Regions from separate parts of the Homo sapiens genome. Here region 1 is linked to region 2. The links are chromatin loops, found by intact Hi-C in ENCODE. Cell type or tissue: heart left ventricle. All regions are shown on one strand. Links, peaks and the distances in the headings refer to the core of each region. The heading gives the core; the rest is flanking DNA.

Evidence for each region. Peaks named below come from ENCODE experiments on the same cell type or tissue, not always from the same donor. Only the 100,000 strongest peaks of a DNase experiment are listed, where the experiment ranks them.
Region 1: a loop joins it to region 2, with 3 times the contacts of the local background. A loop is called at or near these places in 1 of 110 quality-filtered maps.

The regions. Positions count from the first base shown.
Region 1 is chr9:84,198,516-84,210,795 of GRCh38, forward strand. No RefSeq gene overlaps it. Among named protein-coding and RNA genes, the nearest start is that of SLC28A3-AS1, 74 kb to the right of the region's middle. RefSeq lists a silencer at 7,699-7,993. In heart left ventricle, for the core only: no CTCF peak of the experiment used is centred there; no DNase peak of the experiment used is centred there.
Region 2 is chr9:84,135,602-84,147,881 of GRCh38, forward strand. No RefSeq gene overlaps it. Among named protein-coding and RNA genes, the nearest start is that of SLC28A3-AS1, 140 kb to the right of the region's middle. In heart left ventricle, for the core only: no CTCF peak of the experiment used is centred there; DNase peaks (open chromatin) are centred at 5,050 and 5,370; H3K4me3 peaks cover 865 bases; H3K27me3 peaks cover 3,572 bases.

The sequences.
Region 1 (12,280 bases), core at 2,621-10,620, 64 kb after region 2:
TTGGCTTCTGGGGAGGCCTCAGGAAACTTACAATCATGGCCAAAGGCAAAGGTGTAGCAAGGCATCTCACATGGCGGGAGGAGGGGTTTGGGGAGGTGCCACACACTTTGAAATGACCAGATATCATGAGAACACACTCATGACCATGAGGACAGTACCAAGGGGATGATGCTAAACCATTCCTGAGAAATTCACCTGCATGGCTCAGTTACCTCCCACCAGGCCCCACCTCCAACATTAGGGATTACGATTTGACATGAGATTTGGTAGGAACACAGATCCAAACCATGTAATTCCACCCCAGCTCCTCCCAAATCTCATATCCTTCTCACGTTGCAAAATACGATCATGCCTTCCCAACGGTCCCTCAAAGTCTTAATTAATTCCAGCATTGACTAACTCAAAAGTCTGAAGTCTCAACTGAGACAAGGCTAGTCCCTTCCACCTATGAGCCTGTAAAATAAAGAACAAGTTAGTTATTTCCAAGATACAATGGGGGCACAAGCATTGGGTAAACATTCCCATTCCGAAAGGGAGAAATTGGCCAAAAGAAAAGGGCTACAGGCCCCACGTAAGTCTGAAACCCAGCAGAGCAGCCATTAAATCTTAAAGCTCCAAAATGATCTCCTTTGACTCCATGTCCCACAACCAGGGCACACTGGTGGAAGGGGGTGGGCTCCCAAGGCTTTGGGCAGCTCTGCCTCTGTGGCTTTACAGGACTCAGCCCCTGTGCCTGGTCTCATAGGCTGGCATTAAGTGCCTGCAGCTTTTCCAGGTGCAGGGTGCAAGCTGTTGGTGAATCTATCGTTCTGGGTTCTGGAGGACAGTGGCCCAGTGGGGACTCTGTATGGGGGCTCCAATCCCACATTTCCCCTCTGCACTGCCCTAATAGAGGTTCTCCATGAGGGATACACCTCTTTAGAAGTCTTTTTTTTTTTTTTTTTTGAGACGGAGTCTCGCCCTGTTGCCCAGGCTGGAGTGCAGTGGCGCGGTCTCGGATCACTGCAAGCTCCGCCTCCCGGGTTCGTGCCATTCTCCTGCCTCAGCCTCCAGAGTAGCTGGGACTACAGGCGCCAACCACCGCACCTGGCTAATTTTTTTTTTGTATTTTTAGTAGAGATGGGGTTTCACCGTGTTAGCTAGGATGGTCTCGATCTCCTCACCTCGTGATCCGCCCACCTTGGCCTCCCAAAGTGCTGGGATTACAGGCGTGAGCCACCGTGCCTGGCCTTTGGCAGGCTTTTGCCTGGACATCTAGGCTTTTCCATACATCCTCTGAAATCTAGGTGGAGGCTCCCAAGCCTCAACTCTTGCATTCTGTGCACTTGCAATGAAACAACACACTTCTAAATAACACATACATCAAAGAAGAAATCTCAAGAGAAATTAAAAAATAATTTGAACTAAATAAGAGTAAAAATAGAATAACTGAATAAATCAAAATTTGTGAAATGCAGAGAAAGCAGTGCTTAGCAGGAAATTTATAGCATTGAATGCATATATTAGAAAAAAGATCTAAAATCAATAATCTATCTTCCGTATTAGGAAACTAAAAAAAGAAGTACAAATTAATCCCAAAGTAAGCAGAAGAAATAAAAATTACAGCAGGAATCCATGGAGTTAAAAACAGGAAATCAATAGAGAAAAGAAATCAAAAGCTGGTTCTTTGAAAAGATCAATAAAATTGATGTCTCTAGCCAGGTTAATTAAGAAAAAAAGAGAAAAGATAATGGCCAGGCATGGTGATGCAAGCCTTTAATCCCAGCTATTTTGGAGGCTGAGGTGGGAGGATCACCTGAGCTCAGGAGTTTGAGTTTGAGGCCAGCCTGAACAGCATGCAAGACGCTGTCTCTAAAACAGAGGGGGTGGGGGGAAGAGACAGAGAGAGAGAGCAAGAGAGAGGGAGAGAAGACAGAAATTACTCATATCAGAAATGAAAGAAAGGACATCACTACAAATCCTATGAGTATCAAAAGGATAATAAAGGTATATTATGAACAACTCTATGCCTACAAATTTGACAACCTAGATGAAATGGATAAATTCCTTGAAAGACATATGTGCTAAAACTCACACAAGAAGAAACAGACAATCTGAATAGGCCTATATCTATTAAAAATATTGGATCAATAGTTAAAAACTTCCCAAAACAGAAAACACCAGGACAAGATGGATTCACTGGGGAATTCTACCAAATATTTAAGTAAGAAATCATACCAATTCTATACAATCCTTTTCAGAAGATAAAACCCCAGAAAAAAACTTCCTAATTCATTCTGTGAGGGTAGCATTACTCTAATATCAAAACAAGACAAAGACGTTACGAGAAAGCTACGAAACAATATATCTCATAAATACAGATGGAAAAATCTTTGACAAAATGTTAGCAAATCCTCAGATGCTCAAGACCCTTATATAAAATGGTGTAATATTTACATATAACCTACACACTTCCTCTTGTATATTTAAAATAATCTCTAGATTACTTATAATACCTAATACAATGAAAATGCTATGCAAATAGTTATTATACTGTAGTGCTTTTTAAATTTGTATTATTTTTTATTTTGTACTTTTTTAAAAAAAATTATTTTTGATCTGCTTGTTTGATTTTTTGTTCTGTTGTTTGAAATCACAGATGGAAACCTGAGGATATAGAGGGCTGACTGTATGTGAGCACTCCCCAAAATGAAATACTAAGATATGAATTTAACAAAATATGTACAATAAAATAATAACTGAATAAATGAAGAGATCTTTCATGTTCATGGATAGGAAGGCTCAATATCATCAAGATGTTGATTCTTTAAAATTTGATCTATAGATTCAGCACAATCCCAGTCAAAATCCTGGGAAGCTGTATTGTGGTTATAGACAATGATTGGAAAGTTTGTACAGAGAGGCAAAAGACTCAGAATAGTCAATTCTATATTGAAGGAGAAGAAACAAAGTTGGAAGACTGACACTACCTGACTTCAAGACTAACTATAAAGCTACAGTAATCAAGACAGTGTGGTATTGACAAATAGATCAATGGAACAGAATAGACAGCCCAGAAAAAGACCCATACAAATACGGTCAACTGATCTTTGATGTAGGAGCAAAGGCAGTACAATAGAAGAAAGATAGTCTTTTCAACAAACAGTGCTGGAGAAACTAGACATCCAAGTGCAAAAAAAAAAAAAAAAGAATTTAGACATAGACTTATACCTTTCATAGAAATTAACTCAAAATGGATCATCAACCTAAATGTAAAATGCGTAACAATAAAACTTCTAGAAGATAACACATGAGAAAACCTAGATGGCCTTGAGTATAGTGATAACTTTTTAAATAGAGTGCCATAAGCATGATTCATAAAAGAAATAATTGGCCAGGCATGGTGGCTCATGCTTGTAATCCCAGCACTTTGGGAGGCTGAGGTGGGTGGATCACGTGAGGTCAGGAGTTCAAGACCTGACCAACATGATGAACCCCTGTCTCTACTAAAAATACAAAAAATTAGCTGGGCATGGTGGTGCACACCTGTAATCCTAGCTACTTGGGAGGCTGAGGCAGGAGAATCGCTTGAACCTGGGAGGCAAAGGTTGCAGTGAGCTGAGATTGCACCACTGCACTCTCGCCTGGGCAACAAGAGTGAAACTCCGTCTCCAAAAAAAAAAAAAAAAAAAAAAAAAGAAAGAAAAAGAAATAAGTGGTAAACTGGACTTCATTGAAATTAAAAACTTCTACAAAAGACACAGTCAAGAGAATGGGAAGACAAGTCACAGACAGGAAGAAAATATTTGCAAAAGATATATTCGATAAATGACTGTTATCCAAATACACTAAGAACTCTTAAAACCCCACAATAATAAAATGAACAAACTAATTAAAAAATAGGCAGGAGACCTGAGCAGGCACCTCACCAAAGAAGATATACAGAGGGTAAATAAGCATATGATAAGATGCTCAACATCATATGTCATTACAAAATTGCAAATTAAAACAAAAGTGAAATACCATGGTACACCTATTAGAATGGTGAAAATAAAAAACACTGATAACACCAAATGCTGGTGAAGATGTAGAGCAACAGAAACTCTCATTCACTGCTGATGGGAATGCAAAATGGTACAGTCATTTTAGAAGAGAGTTTGGCAGTTTCTTACAAAACTGAACATAGTCTTATTATAAGATCCAGTAATCATGCCCCTTGGTATTTACCCAAATGAGCTGAAAACTTATGCCCACACAAAAACTTGCACACAAGTGTTTATAGCAGTTTTATTCATAATTGCCAAAACTTGGAAGCAATCAAGATGGCCTTCAGTAGTGAATGAATAAATAAACTGTGGTATATACAGACCATGCAGTATTATTCAGTGCTAAAAAGAAATGAGCTATCAGGCCGGGCGCGGTGGCTCACACCTGTAATCCCAGCACTTTGGGAGGCCAAGGAGGGTGGATCACGAGGTCAGGAGTTCAAGACCAGCCTGGCCAAGATGGTGAAACCCCATCTCTACTAAAAATACAAAAAAATTAGCTGGGAGTGGTGGTGGGCACCTGTAATCTCAGCTACTCGGGAGGCTGAGGCAGAGAATTGCTTGAACCCGGGAGGTGGAGGTTGCAGTGAGCCGAGATCACACACTCCAGCCTGGGCAACAGAGCGAGACTTTATCTCAAAAAAAAAAAAAAAAAAAAGAGCTATCAAGTCATGAAAATACATGGAGGAAACTTAAGTGCACATTACTAAGTGAAAGCAGACAATCTGAATATACTACATACTATATGATTCCAAACATATGACATTTTACAAAAGGCAAAATCATGGAGACAGTAAAATAATGAGTGGTTGCCAGGGACTGGGGGGAGAGTGGGATGAGTAAACGTAGCACAGAGGATTTTTAGGGCAATGAGATGATTCTGCATGGTGATATAATAGTAGATACATGCTACTATACAATTTGTCTCCACCCACAGAATGCTTAGCACCAAGACCTGATGTAAACTAGGGACTTTGGGTGATAATGATGTATCCATGCAGCTTTATCAATTGTAGCAAATGTTCCACTGTGGATCAGGATGTTAACAGTGGGAGAGGTTGTGCATGTGTGGGCTAAGGGGTATATGGGAACTCTCTGTACTTTCCATTCAATTTTGCTGTGAACCCAAAACTGTTCTAAAAAATAGTCCATTAACAAAAAAAAAAAAAAGAATGTACATTCTTTATCTGTAATTGCTCCTAATTTGTAGCAATTCAGGGAAAACAGCTAGGGAAAGCAGGTTATCAACACAATGCACAAAATAGGCGTTGAGAACCTCAAAAATGATATCATTTGTTAATGCAGAACCCGGACTGGTCCCAGGTCTTCATCAGGATGGGTTGATGATTTTGATTTGGGGGTAGGTTCAAAGTTTGGAGAGCACAGAGGACATGCAAAAGTAATTCCATGTGCTTCTCAGATTATGGATTTGGTGTGTAAGAAAGGTTTTATTTTTAAATTTTTCTTAATTCTCTCAAGTTTTTCTTCTGGTGGAAAACTCAATGTTGGTCATTATTAGAGCTTTTTATTTTCACCTCCGGTTTAAAAAGGTCCTGGGGTCTTACTCACTGCCAAGCATTGGAGGGTGAGCCTCTTGTCATCCAGGTACCTCTCCCATGCCTACCATCTTAGCTTACATGGTACCTCCAGGCTTGGCAGCCCTGCTGTTTCTTCAAGGCTCAGGAATTTATGGTGAGGCAGGGATCCTACCTACTCACTAGCTGGACAGCTATGTTTTTCAGCTAGTTAATAGAACTGTCTATACACAAGGAGGAAAAGGAAGTGAGAACAAGAATGAAAGAAAGGGAAAGAGAGAAGAGAATAGAGAAGAGAAGAGAGAGAAGAGAAGAGAAGAGAAGAGAGGAAGGAGTGCCCAATGAGGTGCAAATGTCCATGAGAGAACACTGGGGTTAAGTCAGGTGAACAGGCAGTAAAAATCCAAAGCTCCCCTGTGTTGGACAGATGTCTGGTCCTTAAGGTACCTTTCTTAGCTGGGTGGTCTAACAACACCTTTCAAAAATGTGCCTGCCCCCCCACCAAAAAATAGGGGAAAAAACATGCTTCCCCAGAAAGACAAATACCACATGTTCTGACTCATATGTGGGAGCTAAAAAAGTGGATCTCATGAAGACAGAGAGTAGAATAATGGTTGCCAGAGGCTTGGAAGGGTAATGAGGAGGAGGGCATGAAGAGAAGTTGATTAATGGGTGAAAATATACAGTTTGATTGAAGAAATAAAACCTAGTGTTCAATAAATCAGTAGGGTAACTATAGTTTACAATAAGCCATTTTACCTTTCAAGATAGCTAGAAGAGAATAATTCAACTATTTCCAGCATAAAGACAAATGTTTAAAGTGATGGTTATCCCAACTACACTGACTTGATCAAACTTACAAATTATATAAATGTATTAAATTATCACATGTACCTTGAAGCTATGTATATTTATTATGTATCAATAAGAAATTGTTTCCGAAAAAGTGCCCCCCAATTGTTTTTATGGGAACTTTCCTCTTCTTTGGGACCAGCCCCTGAGAGTTAATATAGATCAAGTTGGAATACATTTGTTTTGTTTATATTTTAAGCTTATAAGTGAGAAAGGCCATTTCTTTCTCTCTCTCTCTAAGAGGTAGATATGAGCTGAACATAACAGCCGTACAATTTTAAGCTTCCAGGATGAAATTTTCCTTCTCCAAGGGATGAGGTTTTTAGTGCTGAACCCCTGTTAGCCTCAATAGGGAAGGCACCGGGATCAAGATGCCAAAGAAGAGACCGAGAGTCAGCAAAGGAGATGGAGTTTTATTAGGGGCTTCCATACAGGGGAGAGAGTCCAGTGGCCGTGGGCTGAATGGGATAACTGCTTTATGTGCAGAAACAGTCCAGTGGCAGTGGGCTGGACAAGATATCTGCCTTACATACAGTCCAGTGGCATTGGGCTGGGCAGGAAAACCATAACCACTTGCAAATAACATGCAGTTTATGTAGAATTTTCACTGACCACCCTCTCCCTAACAACCTCCCCTTTATAACCTTCACTTAAGCCAAAATTCAGGGTCTCAGTTCTCTGTAAGACCTGTGTCCCACGGGTGGGCTAGGGGCTCAGTTGCTCCTCATAGATAAGGAACGACTCTCCTGGTTGGCTGTTCCCCGATCCCATAGTTTGGAATGCACCTTCAGGTATACCTTCCATGCAGAGTCAGTCCAAGGGTATGCTTAAGCTATTGCTGCCAGGTGCGTTTACCCTACAGGTTTAAATTTACCTTTCAAGCAGTCTGCGCTATTATTTGGGAACACCATCACAGTGAATGTTTAATCAGGAAGCAAGAACCCCTGCTTTGTCCTTGTGGAAGATGTGAACATTAGGAACTTACCCAAAGGCCTGGGCCTAGGGTTCCTGAAGTTCAGTCCTTGAAGTCCCGCCTTGGGGGGTCTGCTGGACAATAGTAATGGGTGGGTGTTCTAATGAGTCTCTCTGTGGATGTGGTTGGTGCTTTTTAGCTTGGTAGTGGCAGGAAGCATTGCTTTTCTTTGTAAGAATTCCAATCTCTGTGCTTCTTGCTTGTTCTTGGGAGGTGAGTGTGTGTGGCGTGTGTGTGGTGTGTGTGGGGTGGTGTGTGGGGGGGGTTGTGTGTGTGTAGGGTGTGTGTGAGTTGTGTGTGTGTGGTGTGTGTGTGGTGTATGTGTGGGGTTGTGTGTGTAGGGTGTGTGTGAGGTGTGTGTGTGTGGTGTGTGTGTGGTGTGGTGTGTGTGTGTGGTGTGTGTGGGGTGGTGTATGTGGTGTGTGTGTGGGGTTGTGGTGTGTGTATGTAGGATATGTGTGAGTTGTGTGTGGGGTGTGTGTGGGGTGTGTGTGGGGTTGTGTGTGTGGGGGGTGGTTGGGGGGGTGTGTGGGGGGTTGTAGGGTGTGTGTGAATTGTGTGTGTGGTGTGTGTGTGTGCGGTGTGTGTGTGGGGTGGTGTGTGTGGAGGGTGTGTGTGGGGTGGTGTGTGTGTGGTGTGTGTGGGGTGGTGTGTGTGTGTGGGGTTGTGGTGTGTGTGTAGGATGTGTGTGGTGTGTGTATATGATGTGTGCGAGTGTGTGTGTCTGGTGTGTGTGTGTGAATATTAAGCTGCTGCTCATGACAGGCAGGAGCTGAGACAGCTGTAAGGTGGGTCGCGCTGGAGAAGAGGGTGAGAAGCACTGCATTCCGTCACACTGGGTTTGGTCACACCAAAACCTGGATCTCACAGCAATGTTACAGAAGACTGAATAGGATTCCTGGAAATAATGTCCAGTTGAAGGACGTTGCCATTGTCAATCAGCTTTGTAAAACAGCAGGACCTGGGACCAGAAAAGGGTTCAGGAGGCAAGTCTCAGGCTGGAATAGGGTGAGGGGGGGCGGGGAGTTCGCCTGTCTTGCGCTCTTGTGGAGGTTGAGGTCCAGATGCTGAATAGAACAGTATTGAGTTCGCCTCTAGTGGGAATGGTAAGCTAGGACTATCTATTTGATGTGTGTAGAGGATCAGGCAAAGAGGAGGCAAGCAAGGGAAACTGCCTGTGAACCATAGAGAATCGATCTGCTATCCAGCTGTTTCTCTCTTTTGTTGTAACTCCCTTAAATTAACTCCAAACTCCAACCCCCCATAAGACCCCTTTTAAACCTTACGGCTTGGTTTCTGCATTCAATGATGGGAAGTCAGAGGAGTCCATTTTGGGGAGCAGAATGGTACAGCAGAAAACAGCAGCTGGAAAGAGGAAGATCCAGGGACCCCCCGGGAGCCACCACCGGCAGCCAGAGCCTCCCCAGTAGCTGAGGCTGCAGTGAGCCATGAAAACAGCATCCTGACAAGCGAAATGATTCCTTGGGATTCCCAGAAATGCTGGTGAAGAGGAAGCTGGTAGAAGAACTGGACTTCCTCAGGCCGAGTCAGTGGGAACCCGAGGCACCATCACTTTTTAATCACAAAGAAATGTGACTTTATTATGACACTTAAAACTAATGAAGCCTGGACATCTGGGCTGTATAATGTAAGGAACTGAGGCTTGGTTACTGTGTGGTTCATTGCTGCTCATTATGCTGTCAGACGAATGGGAATGAGGCCACACTCGGCTTGAAAATTGCCAGTAAACTCTGATGGAGAGGAACATTCTGCTTTCATTCTGTAAAATTAGAGACACAATGTAACACTCGCCGTCTAATTAGCTACAAAACATTGACATCAGTGTTCATGCTCTGCATATCAATACATGTTGCTCCGTTTGTGCATTTACACCATCTTCCTGATTACCAAATACCTTAGCAAATGGGACAGCAGATGTTTCCTCTCACAACTTCAACGTGGCATCTGCTCAAATCATTTGTCTCCTCCATCCCATTCAATTGCTAAGCCCCTATATTTTTCCTGACATCTGGGGGCTGGCTCTTTGCCTGTTCAACTAAGTTGGGTAACATTGAGTGCTTTCCTGCACTAAGTTGGTATTTAAGGGGAAGAGCTGAAAAATCACGTCTGCAGGCTTTCTAATCTGGTAAATGTTAATTTTACCCATACCTACCTCGGAATGATTTTCTCTGGGTCATGGAAATCTTTTATTTTTTATTTACTTATTTCTATTTGCTAGTTTAATAATGAACAGATATTATTGATATAATAACAATTTTTAAAAATGTAAGACTGATCATTCAGGAAATTTTAGTCAGATGCTACTTTCTAAGTCTTCCATTTCATTATTTTTTGTTTGTTTTTATTTGATACATAATACTTGTACATGTTTATGGTATACAGGGTGATGTTTCAATACATGTATACACTATGCAATGATCCAATCATGGTATTTAGTATATCCGTCACCTCAAACATTTATCATTTCTTTGTGGTGAGAGCATTCAGAATCCTCTCTTCTAGTTACTTTGAATCCATTAGGAATTCCATTCATAACAAGGTGGAGAGAGATGGGTGGATGGTATGGTAGTTTATCTCCAAGATGAATACTGTTAAGTTCTTTCTTTCCCTACAAGCCATTCTTCACTGAGAGGTGGAACTTATTCCACCACCTTAATGAATCTAGGCTGGCCCGTGACTTGCTCTTGACCAATAGAATATGGTGGAACTGACATAGTTTAACCTCCAAATCATAAGAAGCCTTGCAGCTTCTGTTGGGTCTCCTGGAATATTCCCTCTTGGGGAAATGCACGGACCACCTACTACCAGTCCAACTACTTTGAGACCACCATACTGCATAGGAAACCCAGCCTAGCCATGTGGAGAGGATGCTTGAGGATAGATGCTCAAGCAGCCCCCAGCTTTTCCAGCCTATACATGAGACATGAGAGTGGAGAAACCTTCTGATATGGTTTGGATATTTGCCTCCTCAAAATCTCATGTTGAAATGTGATCCCAATGTTGAATGTGGGAGATGTTGGGTCATGGGGGTGGATCCCTCATGAATGGCTATGAATATTATATATAATATATAATTATGTAATATATATAATATATATTATATACTCTATTTTATATATACTATATATAAATACTCCAATCTATTTTTTATACATATAAAAATATATATATATAAAATATATATATATACAATAGATTGGAGAAATCAAGGTAGGCTTCAAGTTCACAAGGGGCTGTTAGTGTAATGTTGTTTGAAGAAATACTGAAAGCTACCCAAAAGCATCTCCTTCTACCAGCCTGAAGTCCCCATTAATCCTTTTTCATCTCAACTTACCTAGGAAGAGCAGTACATAAATCTCCTGGGAACCTGGCAAGGCCTGGACTAGTCTGTCTGGGAGATCAGCTTGCTGAACCCTAAAGGGGAGTCCTGAAAGAGTGGATCAGAGACAGCTTTTTGAGGTCACTAAGAAAGGTCCAGGCACATGTGAAATGCCAATGTGAAGGAATCTGGGTAGCATGAGGCTGGGGCCTAGGACAACTCTGAAGACAAACTTCTCTCCCCTCCTAATTCTGCACAGAACTAGTCTTACATGAAGCTATTGTCAATTATTTTGGGTGCATCTTCTATATCCTAAGCACAATGGTCAGTACTTTACATAGATTATGATCTCTTTAACCCTCCCATGACCCTATATGTCAGACAGTTTTGACAGTGAAAGGGACACTGTTAATAATTATTCTTTTAATTATTCTAATCATTATAAAAATATTCTATATGCCAGGACCGTCCTAGGCCCACCTGGGCATATGATCACCCCTACCTGTGAACAAGTGTAGTTCCTTCCCTGATAGTACACCTGAGTAAACTGAGGCTTAGGATGTGAAGCCACTTGCTGAAGGTCACACAGCTGGTAAGTGGTGGAGGAGGATTTGATCCAAATAGTCTGGCTCCTGAGTCTATACTCTCTGCCACTACAGCTAACTATTGACATAGCTATTGTTTAATGCAAAAGTCAGTCTGGCAAGCTGAATTTGGCTCATAGATTCTGTTTTGGTTGACATTCATTATTTTTTTAGAAATTGAGCTTAGGCCAGGTGTGGTGGCTTATGCCTGTAAACCCAGCACTTTGAGAGGCTGAGACGGGTGGATCACGAGGTCAGGAGATTGAGACCATGCTGGCCAATATGGTGAAACCCCGTCTCTACTAAAAATACAAAAATTAGCTGGGCGTAGTCCCAGCTACTCAGGAGGCTGAGGCAGGAGAATCGCTTGAACCCAGGAGGCAGAGGTTGCAGTGAGCAGATATCATGCCACTGCACTCCAGCCTGGGTGATAGAGTGAGATTCCATCTTGAAACAAAAAAAAATGAGCTTAAATGCCTTTGGGTTGAGGCCTATCTGTTTCAGTTCACCTTATAATTTCCCTTGGCCCACTTGTCTTTTTTTCATAAGTGTAATCCCTGGAGGCATTTGATTTGGTAGCTCCTAAAGTAATACATTTCTAGCATCCTATGGTATCCCATTCTTTCTGCTTTCTGCCCACAGCCTTCTTTCATCCATTGACCTCTCCAGTCTCTTGTGTATGATACCATCAATCTCATATCCCCGTTTTCTCCACTCCTCTCTGACCTTCGTGGAAAAGCCTGCATATGGGTGAGCTTCTCACTTCTGTCCCAGTGTACCTATATATACAAAAGTCTCCAAGTGTAGCTGGTTATAATTTCCATTTCATGTGGTCACTCTAAAACCACTGAGTTTACAACATCCAGTAATCACTTGGAAATACCCCTCTTAATTGATAACAGTAGGTAGTGACTATTCAAAATAACTATAAACATTGCTGAGCATTTACTTAATATTTAAAAATCAGGATG
Region 2 (12,280 bases), core at 1,689-9,688:
ATTCTCACAACAGTCCTCTGAGTAAGGACAATTTTTATGGCCATTTTATAGACCTACTCAGAACGTAGTTCCCAGGTATGGCACCCAGGAATCTACTTTTGAAAGCTCCCAAATGATTCCAATGCATCTATCCATGGAACCATTGCATTGGTTGATATGGGAGAGGTGAAGATGAGATACAGATCTGTATCTAAGCACATCTCAAGATATGATACAGACATCCTGGCCACTTGGGGCTTAGAGCTCGTATGGCTATAAGTACACAAATGCCCAACAAGCATGTAAACTACTAGGATGTCAACTCTCAAAGTCCACCACTGGTGTCTGGGTGTTGTGCGGTTTGCATGGAGATGGAAGGCAGAAATGTCTGCTCTTTGGGTTGGAGAGAACTTTGGATATTAACTTCTTGGTTTGATATTTAAAACTTCTGTTGTGTCGATAGCCCCTCCAGAATAACTGTGGAAAAAGAAAAATATTTTAAAATATTCAAACCCAAATCGTCTTTGATTTAGACTTTTTCAGGTGGAGCAAAGCTTTCACATATCCTTGGGAGGAAAGAATTCAAAAACTGGATGTAAATAGAGCTGCGTTTATTGAGATAGGAGAGAGCGGATGCAGTGAATGAAATGTGTGTGCAGATAGTAATGAAGTATTTACCTATAGGAGTGTGCTGTTTGTATGTGCTCTTCCACAATTTACTTGGTACTTGAAAAATGTTGTCATGGCAACAGTATAACAAACAAGGTGGAATTGCGTACAGATGAATCACAACTTTATATGCCAGACAAAGAAGCGAATGTTCTATTAGGGCTGGGCTTATTAAGCTTAAAAGTTACAGCAAACATTTTCACGAGGTTTTCTTATTGTTTCTCATTTTAAAAAATGAGGGAGGTGCATAGACGGTAGAAGGTGTGGGATTATATTTACAGGATTTCCATAATATTACCATGGCAGAACACAGGTCGGCTGCATCAGCTTCACCTGCTGGTGTCCCAGCCTGTTTGACAGGATGGAGCTTGAGATGGTGTCTGTTCCAAGAACATATAGTTGAGGAGTTTACACACACGGGCACACGGGCACATACACACGGGTACACGTGTACACACACACACAGATGAACATGGCAAGAAGCTGTCATCTTATCTGGTGGAGAGAGCCAGGTATATAAAGCACTCCACCCAGGGGTGTGAGGCAGAGAGGGCTATGACCACACACGTGGTTCCAAGGACACTACGGTTGTACTTCCTGAAGGACAGGAACCCTTGAGGGAGCAAATTTGAGTGTCTTTTTTGATGCTTCGGGAATCTTTGAGTTCAATGAAGAGAGACACCATGGGTGGGCCACATAATCATGCAGACTCATTGGTTTGGGTTATGATTATATACAATTCTTTGCTCCAAAGTGGTCCATGTCCTGGAGCTGGAGGATGATTGTTTTGCGAGCACTTTTTGGATACAATCCCCTTCCTTGATACAGAGCTGCAAGCACTGATTGGCTGCTCTTGGCTATGAGTCTTACCTCACTGATTCTTGGACTTGAGACTGTATCTGTATCACCTGGAGAGGTTTGTTAAAACACATCTTTCTGGGACTCACTCCTAGAGTTTTAAAATTTGCATTTCTACCAAGAGTCTGGGTGAAGCTGTTGGTCTGTGGATGACACTTGGAGAGCTGCTGCTTTAGATGGAAACTCACCTGATAGAAAGGATGGGAATATTAGTCTTACAGTTTTCTTTCCCTTCCCACTAAGTGGCTAGGCAGAAATTCAGGGACCTCTCCAGTGGAGAAGGCTGGGACTTAATTGTTTGAAGTCAATTTGATAATAATAATAATAAAAAGAGATTAAGAAAATGACTGTCTTTCTTCAGATCCCAGGCAGTGCAGGAGGGACTGTTTTCTGGATTTTTCTGTGATTGAGAAATGTTAAGAATGGAGATGTAATAATGTGCTTCTCAGAGAATTAGTCCTCCACTAGCAACACTGGCATCACAGGAAGCTTATTCAAAATGCAAAATTTCGTACCCTACCCTCGATCTGAATCAGAATTACATTTAATAAGCTCCCCAGGTGATTCATACACATGTTAAAGTTGGAGAAGCACTGCTGTAAGAGACAGGCTGCCAATCTGGCAGTCAAGATACTTGAGTTTAGCCAGGTGTGGTGGTGCGTGCCTGTAGTCTCAGCTACTCGGGAGGCTCAGTTGGGAGGATTGCTTGAGCTTAGGAATTTGAGGCTGCAGTGAGCCCTGAGTGTACATGAGAATAGCCATTGCACTCCAGCCTGCCAGCATAGCCAGATCTATCTCTTTAAAAAAGAACATACCTGAGTTTTAGCCCAGGTCCTGCCTTTACCCAACTGTATAGCCCTTACTGGGCTTCGGGGGATGGGCTGGGGTGAGTTAGTGACCTACAAGTTTCTTGCTAGCTTTGGGGTGCTGCAATTCTGAATCATACCTTGGCAGGTCCTGACTTGCTCTGCCATTTCAGAAGGCTTCTGAAAAGTGTGGGCCCAAAGGTCTCTGAGGTCCTTGAGTTCCTTCCCTCTGCTGCCCCCACTTTACCCCACTGCAAGCTGGTGTGAACTCTTGCAGGAGGACAGCGCTATCTTGTGCCAAGGACATGACATCATTCCATGTACCTAAACTCAAAGGAGCCCAGTGTATAATCACTTACTATGGATGAAAGCTTGAGCAATCTGGGGAAAGTACATCCAGTCTAATAGCACTGTCTAATAACAAAGCCCTTGTCCTGAGTAGCCTTTAGGAAAGCAGCTGGGTCAGTCTCTGAGCCTTGACTACCCCCTTAGTAAGACACATAATTGCAATACTGTCATGCACCACATAACAACATTTTAGTCACTGATAGACTACATATATGATGTTCCCATAAGATTATAATATAGTCCCATAAGATTATAACACCATGTGTTTACTGTACCTTTTCTATGTTTAGATACACAAATACTTACCATTGTGTTACAGTTGCCTCCAGTATGCAGTACAGTCCCATGCTGTACAGATTTGTAGCCTAGGAGAAATAGGCTGTACCATCTAGCCTACGTGTGTAGTTGGCTATAAAATTAGGTTTGGAAAAGTGCACTCTATGATGTTGGCACATGACAAAATTCCGTAACAATGCATTTCTTAGAATGCATGCCTTTCATTAAGCGATGCATGACTGTGCTAACTTTTCATGCAGAAACAGCCTCCAAACTAGTAAAAGGCTGTCTTTAGGGTGTTTGAAGTATTTGTGTTTTTGCTGTATCGAAGCATTAAAATAGAACCATATGCATTTTCAGATTTGGAACATGAATTAATTAATATAAAATGGGCAGGAAAGATGTCTGGTGACTCAAATTAAGAAGAACCTCATATGGAAATGTTCAATCTGCTCTATAGGATAAACTATTTTTAAAGACTTCAGACACGTCAGTTTTCATATAAAGCATATTTTCTTAAGGTCAGCTCTGTGGATGGTGCACTTGCCCTAGTTCAGTGCTCACAGGATTGCATTTTGTATTCCTTAAGTAGTCCATCATCCTGACTTTTTATTAATTTAAGCTCATTTTCTCCCAAATCTGCCCAAATGAATTAAACATTGTGTGTGTGTGACCATGAGATATTCTTTCTTGCTGCTGGAGGAATTTGATTATTGGATGAATTTCTTTTGGCTGTTGTTGAGAGAAACTTGTGGCCCCTTTTGATTTGGTCGAATGTTGGCAAAAGGTGATTTGGACAAACGACATGATAATGCAAGGCCTAACACTTTCACTTCCCTTATGAGTGGTCTCTTTCCCGTTCTTTTGTCCCCTGGCACTTTGGTTTCGTTTCTATTGTCTAAAGGTCTTTGCTTGCAATTTCTTGACTTGCATTCATTGCCAGGCAGGCGTGAGGTACACTGGAGCAATTTTCTGGGAGAAATGCCAGCTTGGAATGGAGGCAGAGCCTTGATGTTTGTTGAGGGAAGAAAGGCTGCAAAAACAATAAAGCTGGGTTTTCTATGAACTGGCTCAGGGTCAGAGGGTAAAGGAAAACATATCCTTGGTAGAAATCCTTATACCCTGGAGCCTCAGTGGTTTGTCTACAAAGCCATCTGTTGAGATGGGAGTAGGAATTATGAGACGGGAGCCAGCTCTACAGCCCGAATCCTTACCGCGTTGTTTTGATTCTGTCGGGGGAGCAGCTACTTCTGTTAAAAGAATGTCAGATTCTAAGTGTGTTGGAAAGGGGATTTTTGTTGCCTTCTCTTTTTATGTAAGCATGGTGTGTATGTCTTTCTTTTAAAGGAAACTAGAGTAGTCTTGCATAAAAGCTTGGAGGGTTTGCAAAATCTATGGCAGCTTTGCTTGGAATAGCACGACTCTGGAAACAACTCAAATACACATCAATATGGAATTGCTTACATAAATTATGATACATCCATACTGGGAAATACATAGCCTTAAAAAAGCATTGAATAATCAAAACCCAATGCAAGCCATCCCTTTCTATATTGAGAGGGTATAATCTCCACAATACAAACTTGAGGGTAAAAATACAAGGTAAGACACACAAGATGTTAAGAACATTCAGCGTGTGTGTGGTGCAAGCATTTGGAAGTGGGGGCAGAATGTGTGTGATTACTTGAATACATGTGTATACACATGTGTATAGGCATAGAAATATCTAGAAGGGTGACAAAGAGCCTGGTAGCGCTGGTTTCCTCCATGGGAAAGCTAGGCTTGGGACCTTGAGAGACGGAATTTCCAGGGATACCTTTCTGGTTCTCTTTGAAACTTTTTTACTTTGTGAGTCAAACAGCCAACCAACAACCAAATTCAGAGGTAAGCAAATACTTAAGCACCAGGGGAGGAATGATGGGCAGCATGGTTGCGGGGTGCATCCGGGGGTCTGGAGAGGGGGTGCGCCCCAGCCGGCTGCAGCCCCGGTCGATTTTATGGCTGCAAAGGAGCCGCAGACACCTGCCGTCTCCACGCCCTCCACGCCGGTCCGCCCCCAGCACTCTGCACCCTACACCTGGCTCCCCAGGCAAAGCGGCCCCGCCAGGACGGGCACGGCTTCGCGTCCTCGCTCAAGTCCCCGATGATGGCCGCGTCCCGGCAGGCACGGTGCGAATTGACTGGGGTTTGGGGGAAACGAAAGCCCCGAAGGGGCCTTCTCTGCCAAATGTCTTCTTCCGTCGGCTCGATGGCAGCCCCCAAGCCTTTCATTTTCAATGTATGAAAACACTGGGGTGGATTTAGCTTTTCCTTTGGGAAACAAACAAACAAAAAAGAACACAAAGAGCGTGTGTGCGGGTCTTCTTTCAAAATAGTGGGGCATTTGAAACCCGCGCTGCAGCTGCGGGCGCTGCTTCAATCGCAAGCGTTTTGTTTTCTGAAAGCGCTTTAAAAGATGCTGAAGAGGAAGAGAGCGAGCGCCCTGCGCATTTTCGGAAACGGAAGATTTTGAAAACCTGTATTTATCCGCCCTTCGCAAAAAATCAGCTTCTCTAGGGCGAGCCTTTCCAACCTTTTCCGTCAGGGCACACAGAAAATGACCTGATTTCAAGAGCATTTGGGGTAAAACTGGAGGGGATTTCAGAGCGTCTCTGTGAGGTTTATTTAAAAATTAAATGCAGTTTTTAATGTTATAGAATTATAAGAAAATATGTATGAAGTATTAGAAGAAATTGTATGTGTTTTAAACTTCCAAATAAAATCTGCTCAAAATTTTAAATGAGAAAATTGAGCTTGTTTCCACGAATGTAACTTTTATTATGGAAAAATTTCAAACAGATACAAATAAAGAGAATGGCATAATGACCAGCTCGCCTCTTGCGCATAGCCAGGACCCAGATTAAACGGCTATCCACATTTGCCTTTCAGATTTCATCTACCTCATCCTCCTTTTTTTTTTTTCCTAGAATATTTAAAAGCACATCCCAGGAATCACTTCATTTCATCTGAAAACACTAAAATGCAAATCTCTAACAGATAGGACTTTAAAAATAACCAAAATACCATTCTCAGTTCCAATAAATTAAAAATAATTTCTCAGTATTATCTGGCATCCAGTTCATGTTCAATTTTTTTCATTTGCCTCAATAAAATGTCTTTTACTGTTGATCCGTTTGGGTCAATTCAAGATCAAAACAAAGTTTTCGATCGATTGGTATGTCTTTCAAATCTTCTTGAATCTATAACATGAATATAACTTTTTAAATGTATACTAATTTATATATTATACTGTGCCTGTTTTTAAAAATAGCTTTATTGAGATGTAATTCACATACTCTTGCAGGCTGAAAAATGATCCCTCCACTCCCTAAGATATCAGATTCCAATCCCTGGAACCTGTGACTATTACCTTATATGGAAATAGGGTTTTTACAGCATAATAAAGTTAAGAATCTTGAGATGGGAATATTATCCTGTATTACAAGAGTAAGCCCTAAGTGCAGTCACCTGTGTCCTTCAAGAGGGAGATTTGATACACACTGAAGGCTTTGTGAAGACGGAGCTGAGAGATTGGAAGATGCTGTCTGATTGGAATGACACAGCTATAAGCCTGGAATTGACAGCAGACACCAGAAGGTGGAAGAGGCGGGAGGGGCCCTGCCAGCACCTTGATGCTGCCGTGGGGCTTCTGGCCTCCAGAACTGTGAGAGAATAAATTTTTGTTGTTTTAAGCAATCACGTTTGTGGTAAATTGTTGCAGTAGCCACAGAAAACGAATACCCCCACCATACAACTCACTCATTTAAAGTATACAATTTAATGATTTTTGTTTGTTTGTTTGCTTTTGAGATAGAGTCTTACTCTGCGGCCCAGGCTGGAGTGCAGTAGCGTGATCTCGGCTCACTGCAAATTCTGCTACCCAGGTTCAAGCGATTCTCCTGCCTCAGTCTCCTGAATTTAATGGTTTTTAGTATATTCACAGTTATGTGTCCATCACCACAGTCAATTTTAGAACACTTTATCACCCCGGAAAGAAAAATTGTATCTATTGGCAATCACTCACATTCCCTCCATCCCCCAGCCCTGGGCAACTACTAGTCTCCTTTCTGTTTCTTCAGATTTGCCTATTCTGGACATTTTACATAAACGGAATAATACAATACATGGTCTCTTGTGTCTGGCTTCTTAGTGTAATGTTGTCAAGGTTCATCCATGTTGTAGCATGTATCTGTACCTCATTCATTTTTATTGCTGAATAAGAACATAGCTGTAATATTAATTTATAATCTTAAAATATCTGTGAGGAAATCCTGATGAAGATTTTTTTTTATGGCAATCTTTTCAAGGTGTCAGTAGTCACTATTTATACTTTGCACAAGCCAGGGATTTAAAATGTTTAATTTATTTAAATCTAATGGTTTAATGTTTAAACCATTCTAAAATTTACAATTAAAATTTTATTTAAGGAATCTAACAGCTCATTCTTTGCTTTCATTGACAAATATGTTACTGGAATTTCTTGTGGTAGTGTGAATGGATTTCAAGTCTGATAGAAATTTTTCATAGCAAGTTTTTCAAGATAATGATGAAGCTCTGTTAGTGCTCAGGCACCATGAAGAAGAGGGCACGGGAGCCAAAAATGGGTAGAAGTATAGGCAATGTGAAGACAAAGCCTGGGGCCATACCTGACGGGTGTGCCAGTAGCCTCAGCTTAGCCTTCCCAGACCTGCCGCCTATTCCCCAGCGGCTGCAGCAGCCCCTGCCCCTGGGGACAGAGGTGTGCTGTAAGGGGCTGCTGAGCCAGGTGAGAGGGCATCTCTTTGGTTTCTCACATCCTATTACAATGGGACAAGAAGTCTGCGTGTCTCTGTGTCATTCATTGTACTTCCCCCACCAGGGCCCACTTCCCTGGGGCTGCCCTTTGAGAAACACTAGACTAGGTGCCCCAAGTTGGAGGTGGCCAGCAGCACCCTGTGACACGGTCGTGGCTCCCACTGTGGCACACTCATTGTAAAGCTCTGCTCTAGGTTGGCCACAAGCATTTGGGGCCTGTGTGTGTGGGAAATGGCAGGAGGGCACAGAGAGTTAATTTCATATGGCTACTTTCTATGGACCAGTGACTGCTGTGGGCCTATTTCCCTCCTTTCTGAACATTGGTGTCTGTTGTGGTTATCTTTCCTTGCAGCAACATTGTAAGTTGGGAGTTTGGGAAGCAGATAACTTGTCATGTAGATCATAGTTCTAATGAGCAAAACTGTACTCAAGGAGTTGCACCTGAGCAGTTCTGCCTTCATTGGGGCTCAGGCGATGAGGTCATGGACTTTGAGTTGATGCTATAATGAGATGAGATTTTGGAGATCTTTGAAGGGGGTTAGTGTATTTGACTTTTGGCAGGGATGCAAATTATTGTGGCTAGATGGCAGAATGTCTGAAAAGTAGTTACCATCAATTCCTTCCCTCTCTGTGTATTCATGCCATCCCTCCATTAGGAGACAGATTCGTTTCCTCTCTGCCCCCTTGAATCTGGGCTGCTCTATGAATGCTTTGACCAATACAGTACAGCGGAAGTGATGCTCTAAAATTTATGTAAGAATTCAACAACTTAGAATATCCAAAACAATCTTGTAAAAGAAAAAATAAGTTAGAGGACTTGTCCAAGTGCAGTGGCTCATGCCTGTAATCCCAACACTTTGGGAGGCTGAGGTGGGCAGACAGCTTGAGCCCAGGAGTTTGAGACCAGCCTGGGCAAAATAGTGAGACCCTATCTCTACAGAAAATTAAAAAAAAAAATTAGCCAGGTGTGGTGGCATATGCCTTTAGTCCCAGCTACTCAGGAGGCTGAGGTGGGAAGATTGCTTGAGCCCAGGTGTTCGAGGCTTCAATGAGGCAAGATTGCACCACTGCAGTCCAGCGTGGGTGAAAAAATGAGACCCTGTCTCAAAAAAAAAAAAAGTTAGAAGTCTCACATTACCAGATTTCAAAGTATTCTCTAACTTTGTAATTAAGTGTGATATTGGTGTAAGAATACACATATGAATCAATGTAACAGAATAGAGTTTAGAAATAGACCCATGCGTATGTGGCTAATTGAGCTTTACAAAGGTGCCAAGGTAATTCAGTAGAGAAAGAATAATCTTCTCACAAATGATGTTGGAACAACAGGATAAATATATGAAAATATGAATATTAATCCCTATCTCATACCACACACAAAAATTAGTTCAAGATGGATCAGAGACTAAGTGGAAAAACTACAACTATGAAGTTTTCATGAAATAAAAATAAAGTCTTCTCAAACTTGGGTAGGTAAACATTTCTTGGAGAAGACACAGAAATCACCAAACATAAAAAAAATTGATGTATTGGACATCGTGAAAATTTTACAAATTCTGCTTATCAAAAGTACCATTAAGAAAATGAAAGGCAAGCCACATATGGTGGATGTGGGGGTGGAGACATATCTGAGAAAGGACATTTATCCACATATATTAAAAATTTCTACAAATCCGTAACAAAATAAAAACCATGTAATAAAAAAAATAGGCAAAAGACATGAACAGACACTCTGTAAACAAACTAATAAGAATGGCCACTAAGCATATGAAAGGTGTTCAACGTTATCAGTCATCAGGAAATGCAAATTAAAAATCACAGTGAGTGACCACATTTTAAAAGTAGCTAAAATTAGTCAGACAACACAAACGTTGGCAAATATGTGGAGCAACTGGAATTCTCATAATTTGCAGGTGGGAACAGGGTGTGTTATTAATGACTTTGGAAAGCCTTTTGTCTGCCTGTTTAAAAAAGTTATACATACACCTACCTATGAGCCAGCAACTCTACTCCTAGATATTTACCCAAGAGAAATAAAATAATACATCTATAGCAAGACTATATAAGAAATTTGTATAAGAAATTTATGGCAGGAAAGGCTGGGTGCTCACGCCTGTAATCCCAGCACTTTGGGAGGCTGAGGCAGGTGGATCACCTGACGTCAGGAGTTTGAGACCAGAATGACCAACATGGTGAAACCTCGTCTCTGCTAAAAATACAAAAATTAGCCTAGCGTGGTAGTGGGCACCTGTAATCCCAGCTACATGGGAGGCTGAGGTAGGAGAATTGCTTGAACCTGGGAACAGAGGTTGCAGTGTGCTGAGACTACACCATTGCACTGCAGCCTGGGCAACAAGAGCGAAACTCTGTCTCAAAAGAAAAACAAAGAATATTTATGGCAGCTTTATGAATAATTGCCAAAATCTGAAGACAACCTGCATAACTGTCAATAAGAGAATGAATTAACAAATTGTGGTTTAGTTTTATAATGGAATATGGCTCAGCAACAAAAAGAGCAAATTACTGATATATATAACAACATGGATAGGTCTCAAGCACATTATACTGAAGGAGGAAGCTAGGAACAAAGGGCACATCCTGCATGATTCCACTTTATAAAGTTAACGTAGAGGCAACACTAAGCTACGATGATAAAAGTCACAACAGTGGGTGCCCTGAGAGTGGGGCAGGGAATGACTGGGAAGCAGATGCAGGAACTTTCTGGGGTAATCAAAACAGCACACTGTACTCCTTGAATATATATAATTTTTATTTGTTAAGCAAGCCTCAATAAAACTGGAAAAAAGATAACTTTCTGGGGTAATGCAAATTTTTTTTTATCTTGATGGTGGATTGCACAGGTGTGTACATTTAGCAAAACGCATTCAATTATCAATTTAAGATACGTGCATTTTCCTCAATATACATTTTGCCTCAATTAAAAAAGTTGCAACTATAGAGAAGCTACATGGATGAGTGTTTCCTAGGTCTCATCATTCAGGCCTTAGTTCAAATGTCACTTCCTCAGAAAAACCTGCCCTGACCAGCTATGATTGTCCTTGCTGCTTAGGCTGTATCACAGAACCCACTTTTATTTTCATCATAGTGCTTATCTGTATCCAAAAGCATAATTTAAAAGCCAATTAAGCAATTATTTGATTAATTGCCCCATCACCTCTGACTACAGTGTAACTTCTGTGAACACAGGAGCTATGTCTATTTTGTTCACTGCTCTATCTCCAATACCTGACACCAAGGATTTGCTCAATAAACATTTGTTGCTATTGAATGAATAATGGATACAAGGGCAGACAAATCTGACCAATAGAGATTAAGTTCCTTCTATTTGGAAAACATGGGATGGGGATCATACGAGGGGGCTCACCATCATCAGAGGAACTGGCGGTCAGTTCTATTCCTTGAATAAATGTATGCTAGGTGCCTCCTGTGTGCTGAGTGTTGGACTGAAGCCAGACACACCCAGATAAATAAAACTGGATTATTAGTGGTATTGAGATGGGTGTTGAATGAAAAACGGACAGGCTGGCTACTAGAAATAGGGCAGGCTCTTTGGATTCCCCACATGCTTTTGAACATCTATTTTTAGGTCCACTGAGTTTTTTTTCCCAAATGTAGTAACTTCCTGTTAAAGCTTTTGAGCAAAAGACTGCGACAACCAAATCAGGGACCTAGGACTGGCAACAAAAGGACTAGTTAGGACCTGAGCCGTGTGGGGTGATGAGGGCCTGAGCACTGGGAAGGAAGAAGAAAAGATGGATGAAAGAGATACTCTGCCCACAATAGTAGCTTTTATTGCATATTCCCTGTGAGAGATGTCAGGCCTTGGCCATTAAATTTTGTTTTTCTTAAGAAGCATTCTTTTATAATTGTTTTGTAAGATTTAGGGGATTGCCTTGCAATTCGTGCTTGGGGAAGAATTTTAGGCAAATGTTTTCAAATGGTACTCATTAATTGCTTCCAAAAGTCTATTGAGTAGGCCTTTATCTGGAAAATGCCTTCCTTGGCCCTCACAGTCATCCTTCCCCAGAAACCAGAATTTATCCCTTTTAGATGGTCACAATCACTAGCCTTCTCCCTCAGCATTTCCTTGTCAATGATAGTTTACACATTTCCTTCCCAGGAGACCTTCGGGACATAAATAGACACAAACCAGCTTGGGCAGCATTGTGAACAACCCTTTCAGGAAGTAAGAAAACAACTGGTCTCCGAGTCCATAAAGGAAGCAGATTTACATTTCAACAGGGACAGCATAGGCTTGACATAAATGACAACTGTCTAATTCTAGAAGATTTCCTTAATTGGGCCTAAAAAAGAGCAGATGGGGCAGCTATGTATGGAATGATTTGGGTATATTTCTGGCTGGAAACAGAGAAGAGATTTATGACTTCTTTATTTTTTTAAAGTTTATTTATTTTTGGATCATGAAAGCAGTACTTGTCATTGTTTCAAACTCAGAAAATAAAAAGTGGCACCTAGATAATATGACTCAG